Linked DNA regions of Homo sapiens: region 2 is linked to region 1. Evidence: read pairs that join two places in POLR2A ChIA-PET (ENCODE). Cell type or tissue: Caco-2. All regions are shown on one strand. Each heading gives the region's core, and the rest is flanking DNA. Links, peaks and the distances in the headings are about the cores only.

The links. Peaks named below come from ENCODE experiments on the same cell type or tissue, not always from the same donor. Only the 100,000 strongest peaks of a DNase experiment are listed, where the experiment ranks them.
Region 2: POLR2A ChIA-PET joins it to region 1 with 5 read pairs; 3 of 35 experiments call an interaction of 5 or more read pairs at or near these places.

Annotation. Positions count from the first base shown.
Region 1 is chr1:228,057,620-228,065,396 of GRCh38, forward strand. It overlaps WNT3A (Wnt family member 3A), which reads left to right. Exons shown (of 4, transcript NM_033131.4): 4 at 1,367-3,652. The coding sequence ends at 1,846. Among named protein-coding and RNA genes, the nearest start is that of LINC02809, 15 kb to the right of the region's middle. RefSeq lists an enhancer at 6,247-7,220. In Caco-2, for the core only: no CTCF peak of the experiment used is centred there; DNase peaks (open chromatin) are centred at 2,242 and 2,944; H3K4me3 peaks cover 2,214 bases; H3K27me3 peaks cover 127 bases.
Region 2 is chr1:228,116,808-228,123,740 of GRCh38, forward strand. No RefSeq gene overlaps it. Among named protein-coding and RNA genes, the nearest start is that of MRPL55, 11 kb to the left of the region's middle. In Caco-2, for the core only: no CTCF peak of the experiment used is centred there; no DNase peak of the experiment used is centred there.

The DNA.
Region 1 (7,777 bases), core at 1-4,000:
CAAGAAAGAGCCAGAAGGGGACGAGGAGGAGGCAGGATTGGGACCCAGAGCCCAGTTGAAGCCTTAGATTAGAACTGTCCAATAGAAATAGAATGGGAGCCACAAATGGCTCATAGATTATTATAATTTGTCCCACAAATGACACAAAGATCATTATAAATTTTCTAGTAGCCACATTTAAAGAGTAAACAGGTAAAACAAGTTTTTTTGGTTTTGATTTGGTTTGGTTTGGTTTGAGACAGACTCTCGCCCTGTAGCCCAGGCTGGATGGAGTGCAGTGGCGCAATCTCCGCTCACTGCTGCCTCCCCCTCCTGGCTCAAGCAATTCTGCCTCTGCCTCCCAAGTAGCTGGGATCACAGGTTCCCGCCACCACGCCTAATTTTTGTATTTTTAATAGACACGTGGCTTTGCCTCAAGTGAGCCACCCGCCTTGGCCTCCCAAAGTGCTGGGATTACAGGCATGAGCCACCATGCCCGGCCAGAAACAAATTTTAATACCAAATTTGATTTAACTCAGGATAGCCAACATGCTATCATTTCAATAATGTAGTCAGTATTAAAATTATGAATGAGCTGTTTCTCATCCTTTTCTTACACTAAGTCTTGGGAATCCAGCATGCAGTTGGCACGTATAGCATTTCTGAATTCACACTGCCATGCCTCATGGGCTCCTGTCTGTCCAGTGGCTGCCACAGTGCAGTGCCACCTAGACTGTTCTGATGTTCACATGCCCCTTCACGCTCACCCCTACCCCTTCCCCAAAGAAAGAAGGGAAAAGAAGCTGAGTTCTACACTGCCCATAGGGGAAACCGTTCGCTCCTCAGCGAGGTCCTGCCCGGTCCCCCAACAGCCTTATGTCCCAACATTGCCTTCCTCTTCCTCTGCAGTCCCCATACAGTGACCAGCTTCCTGGGCCACTCTCTTTACTCATGCTCAGGACTCGTGCCTTTCCACCCAGCCGTATACACCTCTGGGCAGCGTGCCTGAGTCCTCAGGGTCAGAAGGAACGCCTATCCCCCTGCATCCCTGCACTCTGACTGCTGTGGCTCTTCGTGTATGGCATCCCACGCTGCAGCTCTGTCCTTCATTCGCTCCACCCTAGACAGTGTAGAAGTACTCAGCTAGGAGACGGGAAGAGGGGAGCCCCCCAAGCCCTGACCTGGGAAGGCTTGGGTCTGGCAAGGGAGCAGGCACCAGTATCTGCACCATAGGAAGGGGGTGGCCCTGGGGCCCTGCCTGGGAGTCTGCCCCCTCTGCCCGGGGGCTTTATGGAGCAGGTAGGCTGCAGGCGACATGTAATGCTGTTTCCTCGGGGAGACGCACCAGGGGGCCGCCCTGACGCTGGCTCCTGCGCGTGCCCCGCAGGCCATCGCCAGCCACATGCACCTCAAGTGCAAGTGCCACGGGCTGTCGGGCAGCTGCGAGGTGAAGACATGCTGGTGGTCGCAACCCGACTTCCGCGCCATCGGTGACTTCCTCAAGGACAAGTACGACAGCGCCTCGGAGATGGTGGTGGAGAAGCACCGGGAGTCCCGCGGCTGGGTGGAGACCCTGCGGCCGCGCTACACCTACTTCAAGGTGCCCACGGAGCGCGACCTGGTCTACTACGAGGCCTCGCCCAACTTCTGCGAGCCCAACCCTGAGACGGGCTCCTTCGGCACGCGCGACCGCACCTGCAACGTCAGCTCGCACGGCATCGACGGCTGCGACCTGCTGTGCTGCGGCCGCGGCCACAACGCGCGAGCGGAGCGGCGCCGGGAGAAGTGCCGCTGCGTGTTCCACTGGTGCTGCTACGTCAGCTGCCAGGAGTGCACGCGCGTCTACGACGTGCACACCTGCAAGTAGGCACCGGCCGCGGCTCCCCCTGGACGGGGCGGGCCCTGCCTGAGGGTGGGCTTTTCCCTGGGTGGAGCAGGACTCCCACCTAAACGGGGCAGTACTCCTCCCTGGGGGCGGGACTCCTCCCTGGGGGTGGGGCTCCTACCTGGGGGCAGAACTCCTACCTGAAGGCAGGGCTCCTCCCTGGAGCTAGTGTCTCCTCTCTGGTGGCTGGGCTGCTCCTGAATGAGGCGGAGCTCCAGGATGGGGAGGGGCTCTGCGTTGGCTTCTCCCTGGGGACGGGGCTCCCCTGGACAGAGGCGGGGCTACAGATTGGGCGGGGCTTCTCTTGGGTGGGACAGGGCTTCTCCTGCGGGGGCGAGGCCCCTCCCAGTAAGGGCGTGGCTCTGGGTGGGCGGGGCACTAGGTAGGCTTCTACCTGCAGGCGGGGCTCCTCCTGAAGGAGGCGGGGCTCTAGGATGGGGCACGGCTCTGGGGTAGGCTGCTCCCTGAGGGCGGAGCGCCTCCTTAGGAGTGGGGTTTTATGGTGGATGAGGCTTCTTCCTGGATGGGGCAGAGCTTCTCCTGACCAGGGCAAGGCCCCTTCCACGGGGGCTGTGGCTCTGGGTGGGCGTGGCCTGCATAGGCTCCTTCCTGTGGGTGGGGCTTCTCTGGGACCAGGCTCCAATGGGGCGGGGCTTCTCTCCGCGGGTGGGACTCTTCCCTGGGAACCGCCCTCCTGATTAAGGCGTGGCTTCTGCAGGAATCCCGGCTCCAGAGCAGGAAATTCAGCCCACCAGCCACCTCATCCCCAACCCCCTGTAAGGTTCCATCCACCCCTGCGTCGAGCTGGGAAGGTTCCATGAAGCGAGTCGGGTCCCCAACCCGTGCCCCTGGGATCCGAGGGCCCCTCTCCAAGCGCCTGGCTTTGGAATGCTCCAGGCGCGCCGACGCCTGTGCCACCCCTTCCTCAGCCTGGGGTTTGACCACCCACCTGACCAGGGGCCCTACCTGGGGAAAGCCTGAAGGGCCTCCCAGCCCCCAACCCCAAGACCAAGCTTAGTCCTGGGAGAGGACAGGGACTTCGCAGAGGCAAGCGACCGAGGCCCTCCCAAAGAGGCCCGCCCTGCCCGGGCTCCCACACCGTCAGGTACTCCTGCCAGGGAACTGGCCTGCTGCGCCCCAGGCCCCGCCCGTCTCTGCTCTGCTCAGCTGCGCCCCCTTCTTTGCAGCTGCCCAGCCCCTCCTCCCTGCCCTCGGGTCTCCCCACCTGCACTCCATCCAGCTACAGGAGAGATAGAAGCCTCTCGTCCCGTCCCTCCCTTTCCTCCGCCTGTCCACAGCCCCTTAAGGGAAAGGTAGGAAGAGAGGTCCAGCCCCCCAGGCTGCCCAGAGCTGCTGGTCTCATTTGGGGGCGTTCGGGAGGTTTGGGGGGCATCAACCCCCCGACTGTGCTGCTCGCGAAGGTCCCACAGCCCTGAGATGGGCCGGCCCCCTTCCTGGCCCCTCATGGCGGGACTGGAGAAATGGTCCGCTTTCCTGGAGCCAATGGCCCGGCCCCTCCTGACTCATCCGCCTGGCCCGGGAATGAATGGGGAGGCCGCTGAACCCACCCGGCCCATATCCCTGGTTGCCTCATGGCCAGCGCCCCTCAGCCTCTGCCACTGTGAACCGGCTCCCACCCTCAAGGTGCGGGGAGAAGAAGCGGCCAGGCGGGGCGCCCCAAGAGCCCAAAAGAGGGCACACCGCCATCCTCTGCCTCAAATTCTGCGTTTTTGGTTTTAATGTTATATCTGATGCTGCTATATCCACTGTCCAACGGAGTTAGACGAATAGATGTGTTGTGTTTTTTTTCCCTTTTCTTTCTATGAAAGAAATTGTTTTAGTCATAGCTTGTGGGTTTCAAACAATGGGAAAAGTGAAAAAAGAGAAACAAGCCATCAAGGCTGTGGTCTGGGCTGGATGTTTGGTGGTGGGTCAGCACGGTGTTGAAAGAGTAGAGAAGATGCCCACTCAGGGGCTCAGGGCCTGGGTCCGGGGGCAGGGGGATGCCCCAGGGCCGTGATGGGCAGGGGACCTCCAGAGCTGGAATTCCATGGGGAAGGAATAAGGATAGCCAAGCTGAGGAAATGAGGGAACGGCCACTGGCACCAAGGCCTGGAGCAGAGTAGAGCCTCTGACAGGGAGAGAGCAGCAGGCACCTGGAGGCCCCAGGTAGGCAGCCCTAAGGTAAGGGGGTTGGCCGAGCCCCCAACAAGTCAGTAGAGCAGCAAGACGCCCACCACCTCCCCTCCCGCAGAGCCTGTACTCACTCAGCTGATACCTTAGCACCAGCTATGGATGTGCCCCCTCTCTAGGTTTGGGGACAGTGGCCTGGTGGTATAGGATCAGCTGGATCCCAGCAGGACCTTGGGATGGGACTGGCCATCAGGAGTTCCTCTGGGATCCTCACCTCGTGGGGCTGTGCACAGGGGTGCCCCCTGTGCGAGCCCCCATCTCCTTTCCCCAGCCAAGGAAGGCAGGGAGAGCCCCTGGAACAGGTGAGCCATCCTGCCGACAGGAGCCCTCATGAGGCCTTACTAGGGGTGCTGGGTGTGCCTCTGGAAACAGGCAGCAGGAGCCCAAGGGCTGTCTCAAGGCCATGCCTTCCCCGTCCCAGCCCCACCAAGGATCTCTGCTCCACTCTCTGCCCTCCCATGCCTGTCCAGTCCCCATGCCCATCTCTGGGCCCTGACTGGATGCTCAGCCAGACCTTCAGGGCAGTGAATGCCAAGGGAAGAAGCTATGGAGATGGGGCAGCCAGGAGCAGCCAGTGTACCTGCCTGCAGGCCGGGCCCAACACAGCCACCATACTCAAGCCATGTGCACGCCGGCGGGGAGCCAGGCCTTCATAGAACAGGAATGGCTGGCCATCCCCCAGTGTGCCCCATGGTAGGAAGGGGGGTCAAGGCAGCCCCAGGAGTGGGGTGGGTGCACCAGCGTCCTAGGCATGGAGGTCATGGGAACACAATCCCCAGGCCTCAAGAGCCAGAGAAGGGCCAGCCCCAGGCAGGAGCATAACCCCTCCAGGAACAGTGTCCCCTGACCCTGCCACGCACCTGCTGTCCTGGACCCTGAGGGCACAGGCCCAGGGCATGCAGCTAAGGCTGGGCAGAGGGGCCTGAGGGACTGCTGACCTCCCTCCCCACACCCTCACCCCAAGGTGCCCTCACGGCTGCCCAGCAGGACACCCTCTCTAGGCCACACTGGGCCTGGCCACCCTCTCTGGGCACCATTTTCAAGCTAGAGCCCTTGCTCCTGACCTTTGTGACGGGTCCACTAGAAGCCTGGCCTTCCCAAACCCCCCACCTGCCCCTCACTATCCACTTCCTAGGTCCCCCTGGTCCTGTGCCTCATCCACCTCCCTAAGGCTACAGATCCAGCCCGGCCCCCACCAGAGCCCTGCTCCTCCCCACCCCAGGTCAGGTCTTTCCACCCCACTCACTGCCCAGGGCCTCCTCACAGTGCTGGCATAGTGAAGCCTCACAGCACCCACGGAGCAAGAGAGCATACCGCCCTCTACCATACCCTGCTGGCTGCACAGGGCTTCTGCCCAGGTCTGGCTGCTGCCCAACCCCTGCCTGCAGCAGCCTTGCAGAACCTCATGAAGCAGAGGCTCCCACCCGAGGACAGTCAAGGAGGCCAGGCCCAGGAGGGGATGAGGGCTGAAGTGTGGCTGCTGGGGTGGTTGTAGGGAGGGAGTGTTTCTCCAGAGCCACCAGCCATGGGAGCACAGAGCTACCCAGGGCCTGTCAGGGCCAAGGGAGAAGGGACCCGGTCCAGGACTCTGGAGGTCAGGCACCCCTCTCCTTTGCCTCCCAAAACTGTGCCTCAGCTTCCATGCACCCCCAAGGTCTGGTGGGCACCCCAATATCACTCCCAGCCATGGCCTCATTGGCTGGGGCCGTGACACCCATCCCAGGTGGGTCACCCACTGCTCCAGGGCAGCCCTGACCCTCCATAGGCAGGGCCACTGGAATTCCCGGGGGGCACCAAGGGCAGCTGTGCTACCGTCTACAAAGAGGGAGCCAGTGACTAAGGGCATAGGACCCCTGTGGTGCATCACCAGTGGGGGGACCCCAAGCCCGCTCAACCCGCCAGGCCTTCCTGAGCAATAGCCATAAAGGGTCAGTCCTTGGGGGAGGGCAGTGCCCCACAGGAGCCCCTGGTCAGCCCCAGCCCATGGGCACAGTGCCTCTTAGTCGGGACCCAGGTCACAGCCACCCTAATTAGCACCTACTGGGCCCCAGTGCCAGGGGCATTGCAGATGACAGACACTGACCCAGCCGGGAGGCGGCTGGGCAGGCAGAGGGCACGAGATCATGGGCATGGCTGCCAGGTTGCAGGGACCTGAGCAGTCAGCATAGGCCGGGGCAAGAGCCCACACCCAGATCCAGGCCAGGGCCAACTCGGGGCTCAAAGCTGAGGTAGGCCCCAGAGAGATCCCCAGCACCCAGGCTCTATCTCCGCTGCTGGGGCCCAGAGAGGAGATGGTGCTGGCCTGAGGACACACAGTCTGCTGGAGACCCAGGGGGCCATCTGGGTGGAGAGCCGAAGGTCCCCTTGCAGGCCAGGTGTGAAGGACCACTGTGAAGATGGTCTCAGCTGTCCCCATCCCCACTGTGGCCCTAGCACAGACAGAGGGTGACCCCACAAGAGGTTCTGGATGTGTTTCTGAGGAATGGGGGTCGGCTGGTCTGCAGCCCCTGGGGCCATAGGACACACCCCAGTTTATAGGCAATGGGGGCTGGGAGGTGAAACGCTCAACTCACCCTGTGTAGGAGCAAGGCCCACTCCTGCCTGGGCCTCAGTTTCTTTTCTATGTAAAAGGCAGTGAGCCAAGGGAGGTCTTCCCTCCCACGGGCCTGCTGGCTTGGGCTGCTGCACCTGGTGCATGGCCTCCCTCACCTGCCAAGGGCAGGCATCACCCCGGGAGCCCCAGCCCCCAACCCCCCCGGAGCCTGCAGGCCTCCAAGTCAGTCTCAGAAGCCACCCCCCAGGGCGTTTATAGCCCATCCTGCCCACCCGCCCTGCAGAGGGAGGAAATGCGCCTGGTGGGCCTGTTCGCAGGTAGTTGAGACAGGACAGGAATAACCATATAAAAGGCCCGGAGGTAGTGGGGCCCCACCCCACCAGGGCTCCCCTGCCCAGCCCCCTGCACATCTCACCCTCCATGCTTTGAAGTCCTGGAGGGGTGTGGCCAGCCCCCAACTTGGGCACTCCTCCTCTCTCTGACACTCCCCTCCTGACACCTACTTTCAGGATCCTGGGGCCTCAGTTTCCTCCCTTCAAGGAGGATCCTGGAGGCTGCCAGCCTGGCCTCCCCAGGACGCTGGGACCGCAGCAGGCAGGTGCAAGGCCAGCTCCAGGTCCCCATGCCCGACATGGGGTGGGGGTGAGGCCCTACTTACTGACTGCCCAGTGCCCGTCCCCAGTGCTGAGCCTGGGCTTGGTGTGCCCCGGGGCCCTGCCAGCCCTGGCCCTTGCCCCTGCTCCATCATGGGTCCTCTCTGGACCATGCTGGGTCGGTGGGGGCCTGAGAGGCTCATCAGTGGAGACGGCCCCTCCCCTCTCAACCGGGTTCCACACCCAGCCTAACTCCCCTAGTGTGGGCCTGGCGTCACCATCCTCCAGTGGGTGGGAGAGGAGAGGGCAGAGGGCAGGACCCCTGACCAAGCTCTGGGCCTGTCAGCTCCCAGGGGCACAGCTGCTGCCCCAGGAGTTGACACAGCCCAAAAGATGACCTTGGCTCAGGGGGTCCTCGGCCTGTCCAAGGTTGGAATGTGGTCTGTCACGGCCTCCAGGGAACTCCAGGACACAGGCTGAGCAGCCAGGAATGAATTCAGGGCTTCCCCGCAGTCCCTTGGGCTATCCTCAAGAAGGAACATTCTAGAAGCTTCTTGTTGGGGGAAGGCGAGG
Region 2 (6,933 bases), core at 2,270-6,269, 61 kb after region 1:
ACTAGCACTGTGGGAGGCTGAGACAGGCGGATCACTTGAGGTCAGAAGTTTGAGACCGCCCTGGCCAACATGGTGAAACCCCATTTCTACTAAATATACTAAATTTACCCAAGCATAGTGGTGCATGCCTGTAGTCCCAGCTACTTGGGAGGCTGAGGCAGGAGAATCACTTCAACCCAGGAGGTGGAGGTCGCAGTGAGCCAAAATCAAACCACTGCACTCCAGCCGGGGTGACAGGGCAAGACTCCATCTCAAAAAAAAACAAAAACAAAAAAGCCAGAGAGACAGAGAGAAAAGACCATTTTGAAGATGAAATTTGATTTTTGGAAGACTATTAAATATGTTAAAGGTTTAAGGCCAGGCACGGTGGCTCATGCCTGTAATCCCAGCACTTTGGGAGGCCAAAGCAGGTGGATCACCTGAGGTCGGGAGGTCCAGATCAGCCTGACCAACATGGAGAAACCCTGTCTCTACTAAAAATACAAAATTAGCCAGGCATGGTGGTGCGTGCCTGTAATCCCAGCTACTCAGGAGGCTGAGGCAGGAGAATAGCTTGAACCCAGGAGGTGGAGGTTGCGGTGAGCTGAGATCGTGCCATTGCACTCCAGCCTGGGCAACAAGATCGCAACTCCATCTCAAAAAAAAAATGTTAAAGGTTTAAAACATTTGATATTATGAACTAGAATTCCGGTTTACCATAAGTCATTCATTTAGCCAAAATGATGACTCAAACATTTTTCAAAAGGCAAAAACCTTTTACTCATTAATAGAAAGAAGACTTACCTTTCCAAATAATCTGTCTTGTGTATTCCCCCCTCCCCTTTTTTTTAGTAGTGTATTTAAAAGGCAAACAAAATCTTTCATTATCTTTCAATATTACATGAAAATTTTGTTCAACAGAGAAAGCCAAATTTCACCCTTGCATTAGTGTACTATTAATGTCAACCACAGTTTTTAATATAACCTCATAGACAAATGTATCCAATCTTAATCAGTTTGACCATAAGGTGAGATTTTCATAAACCTTTTATAACCCTTTACAAATTTTTGTTAAAAAGCAGATTAGTGCTTTAAGAAAACCCTGTTGTACTTTTATTTTGACGTTCAATTTAGGGAAAAAACAAATAATACCCCTTTAAATTTAGTCAATATTTTCACACATAGAATTTCTTTTACAAGGTTAATTTTTACAAACCTTCCACGATTTCTTTAAACCTTTAATTTAATTTAATTTAAAACAATCCCTTAACCCTCTAAAGTAGGCAAAAATTTATATTCCCATGCCCTCTTATAATCTCTTAACCAAAAACACATTTCATTTTCCTTACACACCTCGTAAAACCTATTTTTTTCAGTAGTTTCAATTACATGTTATAATGGTAATTCTTAGCAACTTTCACTTTTGGTGCATAAATTTTCTTTTACGAATCCTTTCACAACTTACACAGAGCATCTATGACATGCTTGGATTTTCTGACTTGTCTTAAACATCCCTCTTTTAAATAACCAGTCATTTTACTTCAGGATAAGAATTTAGCTTACAAGACCCTTTCTTATATAAAGTCTCTTTTCTTTACAAACTTCTTTTCATAGCTAGGGGGCATGGCTAATTCCACATATTCCCAGGCCTTATTTAGAATTTAATGTCTCCAAAATTATTTGAACAATTTTCAAAAGTCAAAGCAGTATATGACCTTAAGGCATTAAGGAAACCTAATATCTGACCTGCATAATTTAGACTAAATACTAAATAATAAATATCTGACCTGCATAATTTAGACTAAACACTAAATACATAAATTTTAGGCTAAAATAAATGTCTTCATTTTATTAATAATTTTTTTTCTTGGAGGCAGAGTCTCGCTCTGTTGTCCAGGCTGGAGTGCAGTGGCATGATCTGGGCTCACTGCAAGCTCTGCCTCCCCGGTTCACGCCATTCTCCTGCCTCAGCTTCCCAAGTAGCTGGGACTACAGGCCTGCCACCATGCCTAGCTAATTTTTTGTATTTTTAGTAGAGATGGGGTTTCACCATGTTAGCCAGGATGGTCTCAATCTCCTGACCTCGTGATCCGCCCCTCTTGGCCTCCCAAAGTGCTGGGATTACAGGCGTGAGCCACCGCGCCACCTGGCCTATTTTATCAATAATTTTTAAGCTGTTTTTATTTTCCAAAGATTACTAAAGTTACATGAATAAAAGGCATTACAGTTTTTATTTTAAAATATTTAAGTGCTTATTTTTGTTTAAGCCAATTAGAGCTCTTTTATATAAACATTACACACACAACAACACATATATAACTACACAGACAGACTGAAGAAGATTACTACAGTAGTTGTAAGATTTTTTCCCAGTTTTTAAGTTTCTTAATTGGATTATTCACTTTAGGGCGGAGTCCTCGGAGGAACAGGGCCAGGAAAGGGTCTCTGGTGCCTCCTGTTTTTCCCAAGGAGCTCCAGGCTGTTAGAGCCTGAATATCTGCTTTTAATTAAGCTGACTTTTAACCATAGAACTCTTTAATAAAGTCTTTCTAAAATTTCTTATTACCTGACTTTAGCCAGGCCAAATGGCTGATATTTCTGGCTTTTAAACTTTACCAAAAGTAACCTCATAGGTGCTCTGAGAAGGGAAAATTCAAGACAGTTGGTGGAGGGGAAGAGAATTTAAAAATGGCAAAGGTCACCCAAATATTAATCAGAAAGGTTCATCCCTTAATCTAGGGATTGAACCCTGAACCCGGGCCGCCATTCTGAAAAGAGAAAGCATGGCCACATAATTACAAGGTCAAGCTCCCAAGGACATAACTGACCAATTTGCTGAGCCATCTTGTAAAGTGGGCTTATGGGCGTCCTAAGCCTGTGTTCTATCCTAAGGTACCCCTCTTTATGACAGAACAACACAGAAAGACACGCAAAGCACACCAGATTTGCTACAGTTTAAGACCAGCCTCACAAATCCTTTCTTCCATTAATCAAAATTTACAGAGGAGATAAACAGTGATTTTTACCATTCATTCAATGAGTTTGCACAGAGAGAGAGAGAGAGATCAGAAGTCTGACTGGTAAGAAATTCTTACCCTTTTGCCGGCATACCAGGCTTCTGGGTTCTCTTTCCCTGAGTGGCCCTAATGACCCAGCTGGCTGCACCATAGTCCTGGGGGCCAAGACACAACACAAAGGAAAATTTTCTTTTTTCATTCTGGCCAGAGCAAAATATGTGTGATAAAACACAGACATTAGCCACTCTGCTTAGCAGCCAATATCAAACTGGCAAGACTTAAATTTGCCCCCAGATGGGCCCCATTGTCTTTAATCCAACCTCTGACTAGGAGTTTCAACATATGGTCTCTGGGCAAGATGGTTTCCCTGAGTAACAGAAAAGATAGGAAAGGAAAGGTAGAGAAATAAAAGTATTACCCATGGCAGGATGGGGAAGGTGAAGAGCTCAGGAAGGCCAGAGCAAGACCGACTCTTTGCAGCAATACTGCAAAGTTCAGGCGGCCGAATGTCAGTAGCAAAGATGTCTTTTCCAGCAGTCCCATCAGCTCTCAAGTTTCCCCATTTGGGAGGAAAAATCTCCCTATGTGCCACTATCCTGTACATACATGCCTAATCTTGTCACCCACAACCATCAGCAAAGAGTACAAGGCAAATTATTCCAAAGAGAATAGCAGTTAACATTCCATAGTGCCTAACCCGTTCTTAGCCAAAAGGGACTTTACTGAGAGCCCTCATTTTAAAATGTACTTCAATGTGTTGCTCATTCAGAACATTCCACTGTAAGTTATCTTTAGTAAGATTTTGCCATTTCTGTGAGACTTTGCTGCCTCCTAGGCCTAATGTGTAATCCAGAAGGAACTCAGTTTTCCAGAAATTAAGAATCCTATTTTTAACTAAAATATTGGCTTTATTCTCAGGTTCTCTTAATTAACTTAGCCAATGATTTTTCCTACTTAAGTGCGCAAGAAAAATGAAACAAAGGGGTAGAACACAAAAATTCCTGTGAATTTTCAAAAGCCAAATTTTATAACCCCTGCAATATTACTGCTTACTACCAGTTTGTTTCTGACTCAGTCATATGTAAAAGGCCTCTAACTGGATCAAAGCCAGTTAATTCCCGGATCAAATCCATTCCTGTACCCAGCCCAGTTTGTGTCATGACTTCCAAACCCAGTTTGAATCAGGAATTTGCTCAAAGAAACTCAGAGAGCTCAAAACACAAATCTGTGGAGCTCTGAAATCTGAGAGCTTACCCACAATCCTCAGCTGCTCCAAGAGATCAGTGGACACAAGTGGGTCCTGCAGGTACCATGCATATTCACTCAGCACTCCTGGGGGTTGCTAGAGGCTCTACCTCGAATCCCACTTCTGACACAACCTGATAAAAGAAAAACTTCAGCCAAATTAAATTTAAAGGAGTTTAACTGAGCAATGAATGATTTGTGAATTGGGCAGCCCCCAGAATCACAGCAGATTCACAGAGACTCCAGTGCAGCCACATGGTGGAAGAAGATTTATAGACAAAAAAAGGGAAATGACGTACACAAATCGAAAGTGAGGTACAGAACGGTTGGATTGGTTACAGGTTAGCCTTTGCCTTATTTGAACACAGTTTGAACACTCAGCAGGGTATGAATGGTTGAAGTATGGCATCTGGGATTGGCCCAGACTTAGCTATTGTTACAGGCACATACTCCTAAGTTTTCGATCTTGTCTACCTATTAAGCTAGGTTGCAGTTCATCCACAAAAACTTAAATATAGAAGTATAGAGCCCTCAGGCCATATTTAGTTCACTTTAACACACTCTTCTGTGCATTCTGAATTATAATCCTCATTTCTTCTCATTCCCAAGTAAACTCAACATATTTAGAGATAATTTTCTCTACTTTTTTTTTTAGGTTGACAGTTTCAAAGCAGTTTGCAGGGATTTCTCTTTGTCTTTAAAAACTCCCTTTTGTCCTGATTTTCCTCAGGTGGGCTATGACTTTCGTAGATGCTGAGTGGATTAAAACAAAGAGTTTTTCACATTATACTCTCAGAACACACTTTTTTAAAAAAAAAATCTTTAATCATTGGCTATCACAACATGCTTCTGACACCAGATGGGGATTTCTCCCCACACACTAAGCAAGCAATCAGTTCTGCAGCGGATAGCAGCTCGGTTTCCTTTGTTCAGTTCGACTCTACTTGAATGCCAATCACAAGCCCCAGGTTGCTTTAGCTGTATTCTGGCCTACCAGCTATAAAGTATGGATCCTAGGACCCCCTTTGGATTTGATTAATTTGCTAGAGCAGCTCACAGAATTCAAACACTTAGGTTTCCTGGTTTATTATAAAGCATACAGATGAACGGATGCACAGGGCGAGTTATGGGGCTGAAAGCTCCACGCTTTCTGTGGGTCAGCCACCCTCCATGAACCTCCACGTGTTCAGCTACCCAAGCTCTCCAAACCTAGTCTTTTTGGGGTGTTTATGGAGGCTTCATTACTTAGGCATGATTGACTAAATCACTGGCCATAGGTACTCAGTTTAACCTTCAGTCCCTTTCCCCTCCCCAGACATGGGGAGGTGGGGATGAGGCTGAAAATTCCAATCCTGCCTTGATCTTTTCAGTGACCAGCCCCATTCTGAAGCTACCTAGGGGCTGCCAGCCACCAGCCAACTCATTAGCATACAAAAAATCACTTACTTATAGAGATTTCAAGGACTTCAGGTGTTGTATGCCAGGAAAGACCTTTCACCCTCAAGATTTGCTGAAAATCATCTGACAAAACAGCGATGAATATATATGACACACAAATTTATTAATATGATGGGAGAAAATCTCAGAGTGACTACCCCACCACTGAGTGGGGTACAGATGGTTACTTGCCCTTAAGGGCAAGGGAGATGGGGAAGCATAAATGATTTTAGGAGCTCAGTAAATGATTTTTAGGGGAGTTCAATGGGCTTGAAGAACATACAATGGCCTCCACGAAGTCTGTTGGGCTCAGAGGGTAGACGGTGGTTTGTGACATCTGTCCAGGTGGACTGACTTCAGACTTTCTCCCTGCAATATGAATTCAGTTAATAAAAACTCAGGGAAGGGACCAGAGATAATTGTTTCCTTCTTTAGGCAGATAAGGGAGCTTCAGAGAACAACTTTATCCTGTGCTTTGGGAGAGACAGAGAATTGGGAGACATGAGGTGGGGAAGGTCAGAGAGACCTTGCAGCTTCTTCATTTCTGCATGTCAAAGCGCCATATTTTGGGGATATCTGTTTCTGAGCCCCCAAAATGGAGACAAAGCCTAAATATGTATATTTCACAATATCATACATGCATACCTTTGGTTGCAATCTTTTGCTATTCTCAAATAAAATGTTTTCTTTTAGGAAGCCAGTCTTTCTAAGGCTGACAACCCAAGGGGGTGGCATGGGTTGACTTAAGCCAGGCCTGCACAGTGGTGACCTAAGTCACTGCAGGGGCAAGTGGGGTGGGCCAGTGCAGAGCTGTGACATAAGCAGGTGACTTTCCCTATCAGAACTTTCAGTTAAGTCACTTCCATGGAAGAAGGGGCTCTTCTATGAAGAGCCTCTGTAACAGTACTGACTCCATGTTAGAGGAAAGCTTGCTTGCTTGAATACAATTATTGCTTTGCTTGAGTCTTTAGATTATTCACTAAAAACAGCCTCAGAAAAAGAGGACCTTCAACAGAGATTTTTTAAAATGTGCCAACCAACAGCTCTGGGAATGAATTGGCCGGCCTGACCATACCCACAGAAGGCCACAAAGCATTGACCAAGAAGGCAAGGATTAAATGCCCACCTGAGAATGCCCACGTTTCACAAGAATGTTTTCATTATTCTCCCTAATTTCCCTTAAAAACCCCTGATTTAGAAGCATGACTCAGAAAGGTGATCTTTGAACCCTAGTTCACTGCCTTCCCTGGGTTGC